2 separate regions of the Homo sapiens genome follow, and region 1 is linked to region 2. Evidence: read pairs that join two places in POLR2A ChIA-PET (ENCODE). Cell type or tissue: Panc1. All regions are shown on one strand.

Region 1 (2,500 bases), 590 kb after region 2:
ACAAATGTTCATTTGATTAATCAACAATTCACTCAATTGCTACTTATTGAGTATCTACTTTGGGCCATGTTCTGGGGATGTAATGATGAGTCATAAAGGATGAGGGCTCTGCTCTCACTAAGCTTACAGCATGAACGGAGAGACATACATCAGTGAACAATGGCACTATTGCATCCATGAGAATTAATGGAGAGAAATACTTCAAAGAAAAGAACTACAGTTTAGTGACAGCTGACCAAAATGGAGGGTCTAGAGAAGGCTTCCCAGGAGAAGTGAGGATTGAGATGAAGTCTGAAGAAGGAGTGCGAGTTTCTAAGAGCAGAGGACAGGAGAGTACCAGTTGCAAAGACAGACAGAGAGAAGAGGAGGTGCCAAAGGAAGGTGCGGTCAAGAGATGGGGAGGGAGCAAAGGAGAATCAAAGCTGGGGATGGAGGAGGGGTGTCCAAGGAGTAGTCAAGGCCAGAGATCAACAGAGCAAGAGTTGAAGCTAGGGTTGGGGGTGGCGGGGAGGAGATGCACAAATCATGTGGGTCCTGGAACCCATGTTAGGGAGGTTGGTCTTTACCCTTGCAGTAGGAAGTGACACATCTGAATTGAGCTTCAAGAAGATCATCTGAAGGCATCCCTCAAAGGACGTCCCATCTCCTCCGCATAGCATATCATCCGAATAACTTAGTTGGAAGCAAATTACACTGAATTATGTGAAAGCTGCCTCCCTTGCTTATGTCTTGTGTTCCCACAGAGAACACAAACTCTCCAGGGGACAGAAACATGGCTCCGTGTGACTTGTACAGAATCCTGACAACACTAGGTGCTTAGATTGGCTATGTGCCCAAGTGTAAGACAAGCCTGAATATAAGGCAATGTCTCGTTTTCCAAAGAGAAAGCCAACTGGAATATATAAGCTTTTATAAAATAGTAAAATCCCTACTTTAATACTAAATGCATCGATTTATTTGCATATAGCACATATTATATAAAATAATATAAACATTTAGAAATAGAGATTCCCTAATCTTAAAAAAAAGTTTAGGTCATGAAATAATTATATTCACACTCTTCCCGGGCACCTTGGTCATTTGCCTTCGTTGTCACCGAAACCATTTTTGAATCATAACTCAGTTCTCCATCCCACATCATCTTCACTTCTAAATTGTTCAAGACACAGCACTTTGAATGATGTAAGATGCTGTCACTGAGAATTTTATTTGTGGCCCCAAGAGATTTTTTCTGTTTGTCCTATGGGTGGATATTTATGAACTCCACAAGGTCACCATTTATAATATGCTTTTTTAAGAAAGGCAAAGTTTAAAAGACTTGCTTAAAATACTTCCCATGTATTTAATGATGAAGTCATATCCTCAGAAATAACAACCGAATCTGCATGAAATATTTTGCCTCTTTTTTCCCCCCTGATATTATCAGATGATGTCTGTAAGTTTCCCCAACTTATTTCCCCCAACAACTATCATCCATTGAGATCTCTCTGGACTAATGTCGTTCCCCAAACACTTCCTTGGTGCTCAGAATAAAGTAATTGAGAAAGCATCAGGAGCGAGAAACTTTGTAAAAACTTATATACTATAGAACAGCTTTTGGGGAAAAACTTTGCCTTACAATCAAACTTATATAGCAAGTGTTTATCAAATGAATATATTTGCTTACTTCCCCTTTGATCATGACTTAAGGGACACCACAGGATGACATGGAGACTTTTGCTGGGAGAAATATTGTGTAACTTTTAAGAATCTATTTTATTTACCTTAAGCCAGTGGTTCTCAAAGGAGGGTAATTTTTGTCTCCCAGGAAACATTTGGCAGTGTCTGGAGGCATTTTTATTCATCACAACTAGGAGAAGGAATGCCTTTGGTATCTAATGGGTGGAAGCCAGGGATGTTGCTAAACATCCTATAATGCACAGGGAAGCCCCCCAACAACAAACTTATCAGGTCCTCAATGTGAATAGTGGCAAGATTGAGAACTCCTGGCCTAAAGTGAGTCAAAGACAATTGGCTTGAACTGAGTCAAGAGCAACGGTGGCACACCAGGGCTTTTCTACCTCCCGACATCCCTCATGAGATGAGAAGGTAGTCTCAAAGTCCTGAGTTTTTCCCTCTTCCTTGAGGCTGAGTTATTGAAAACAATCCTTCTGCTCTGCCATCCACTTTTCCTCCGCCTCTCATCCCAAGCCCCAAGTCCCTCTGTATACAGATGAATGGATGAATGAATAGCTGAATGAATGAATTCCATATGAAGGATGCCAGGGTACCCAGTCTGGCTTTGTTTGCTCAGAGAGCGTTGGTTCTCAAGGGGTAAGAGTAGCTCTTGGTCCTTACCAGGTGCTTCCTAGATCTTCTGAGACAGAGCCATAAGATTCAGATGGTTCTAGAAGTGGAGCAAGTGTCAAAATGAAGCATGTTGGATTAAATTGAGTTGGTAAGAGCATAAGCCCTGGAGCCAGGGGGGCAAATCTTTTCTTTCACTCAGTAGCTGGGTATC
Region 2 (2,500 bases):
CACACCTTTTTTTCTTTCCTTTTTTTTTTTTTGGTGGTTGTTATCATGTCATTTTTTTGTTGAAAATAGGACATTTTAGATAATATATTGTAGCAACACAAGAGTCTAGTATTTTTAAGTAGCTTTTCTGAATGTAGTCTCTAGAATCTGTCTCCGCTGCAGTCTACTCAGTTGTTGCTTTTTTCTTTTCCTCAAGTCTTATCTTTATTTTATGAGGCTGGTTTCCTAGGGGTTGCCCCTTTGTGTGCATAGCTTAGTGGTCAGCCAATGACTGGGCAGAGATTGTATTCAAAAACCTCCAACCCATAAGGCTTACATCCTCTGCAGTGATCTGTGTGTGGGTTGCAGAGCACATTCAAAGTTCAGCCAGTTCCCAAGCTTGCCTTGGCTTTGGCTTCTCACTGGTGTCTCTCAGGTCTTCCCAGCACATATATATACTTTCCCACTCCATAAGAGATGCATAGAGAGCTTATCTAGCACTTCTGTGGCTCTTTCATTTCCAGGATCTCCCCATCACATTTTTGGTTGGCCTGTTACCCGCCCCAACTAGGACTGTAACTTTAGGCTAGCAGAGGTGTGGGTTTTCACCATTCATTACCTACCGAGTTTGCTACTTTTATTGACAATGCTGCTAGGCCTGGGTTTTGCCCTCTGCTCCAAATCAAGTCAGCCTCTTCTGGCAGCCCCACCCTGGTAAAACCATCATTCTAGCCAACTAAGCTAAGGGGTGAGGTGGGGTTGTTCTTACCCAAAATTCTGCCAGTTTTCTATGAATAAGCACTTCTCAACTTGTTTTTTGCCTTTGGTCGTCATCCAGATCACTAAAAGACGTTTTTTTTTTTTTTGGTGCATTCTCCAGTTTTATACTTGTTTTGTGAATTTGCCGACCTCTTCGCTCATAGCTGGAAGTCCCCTGGTAGGAGGATTTTTGCTGGTCTGTAGAATGTGTTTGTAGAAAGTGTTTAGGATACCCTTGCAATGAAAGACCTCATCTTTGCGGATTTGGGCCTCTACTTCCCAGAATCCCAAAGACCCCTCCTCAAAGGGCATTTGGTGCTTGAGGTTCTCCAATATGGCAATGACCAGCTCTGCATGCTCTTGTTTCATTCCTTCCACCATCAGGGTGTAACTGCCAGGATCCCGTCTGCATGTGCTCACATGAGCTTTGAATCCAGGCAGCTCTTGGCCCATTAGCTGACCCAAAGGCAACAGGTGGGACCTGTTTTTGGCGGAACTGTTGAAGAAAAATGCCCTAGTCATCAGGTTGTTTCACTTTCATTTATCTCTGTCATCTGGGAATACAATATAGATAGTATCAGGCGCAACAAAAGGTACATTCTGATATTATTTTCAGTTTTTTGTCTAGACAGAGAAGACTAACCACTTGGATATCAGAAATGCCTACCACAAAAAATAAGAAAGACACGCTCAGCAAAAGGCCAGAGGGGGGTAGCACTGCTTGTTCACTTTCTCTCTATATATTCTTTTTTTAAAAAAGAAGAAAGTTTAAACCCCACCACCCACTCATCAGGTGATTGGAGACTATAGTTGTAAATATGTGCTGCAGGCAGAAGTTCTGAAAAATCCCAGAAAGTGTTGAAAACATCTCTAAACAAGGTATTTTTCTTCTGCACCTTTCTTGCTAAAGGTCCCAATTGCTGCCAAGAAAACCAGTGAGAATGTTAGCTGCCAAATAAAAAATTTATGACAGTGTTTGGCAAAGGACTATCTCGTTGCTTGTTTTATACATTTCCACAAGGTGCTTGAAGGCAGCCTCCTTTTTTCTTCCCCCCACAGCACCCCCTCACTTTGGGTACGTATAACTTACACTGATCACTGTTCTGAGTCTGTTCTCTAATAAAAAAGCAAACTCCTGTAAAGTAAGATTAAACAATATAACTTTTTTTTTTTTGCTTCAGTAGCCTCCTAAAATGTGAGGGAAACACTTTCAAATATGTTGTGTTGCATAGCAGGGGAAAAGAGATGCTGGGATTGCGTAGTTAGAATAGACACATTTATAGGAAAGGAATAAGAACCTTTCAATTAAAAACTGTGGACTCGGCCAGGCACGATGGCTCACGCCTGTAATCCCAGCACTTTGGAAGGCTGAGGCAGGCGTATCACAATGTCAGGAGTTTGAGACCAGTCTGGCCAACATAGTGAAATCCCGTCTCTACTAAACGTAGAAAAAATTAGCTGGATGTGGTGGTGTGCACCTATAATCCCAGCTACTCAGGAGGCTGAGGCAGGAGAATCATGTGAACCCGGGAGGCAGAGGTTGCAGTGAGCCGAGATTGTACCACTATACTCCAGCCTGGGCGACAGTGCAAGAGAATCCATCTCAAAACAAACAAACAAAACCTGTAGACTCTTAGTGTTAGAAGGAGTCTTAGAAGTCCCCCAGTCCTTACGTGTCCCAACGTCTCATGCTTTGCAGATCAGGAAATGGGGGCCCAGAAGCAGAAAGTGCTCTGCCTGAGGTCACACAGCCCAGCAGCCC

The links. Peaks named below come from ENCODE experiments on the same cell type or tissue, not always from the same donor. Only the 100,000 strongest peaks of a DNase experiment are listed, where the experiment ranks them.
Region 1: POLR2A ChIA-PET joins it to region 2 with 8 read pairs; 3 of 35 experiments call an interaction of 5 or more read pairs at or near these places.

The regions. Positions count from the first base shown.
Region 1 is chr10:113,377,582-113,380,081 of GRCh38, forward strand. No RefSeq gene overlaps it. Among named protein-coding and RNA genes, the nearest start is that of HABP2, 170 kb to the right of the region's middle. In Panc1, no CTCF peak of the experiment used is centred here; no DNase peak of the experiment used is centred here; H3K27me3 peaks cover 1,350 bases.
Region 2 is chr10:112,789,934-112,792,433 of GRCh38, forward strand. All of the region lies in intron 7 of VTI1A (vesicle transport through interaction with t-SNAREs 1A), which reads left to right. Among named protein-coding and RNA genes, the nearest start is that of LINC02935, 100 kb to the right of the region's middle. In Panc1, no CTCF peak of the experiment used is centred here; no DNase peak of the experiment used is centred here; H3K27ac peaks cover 2,162 bases.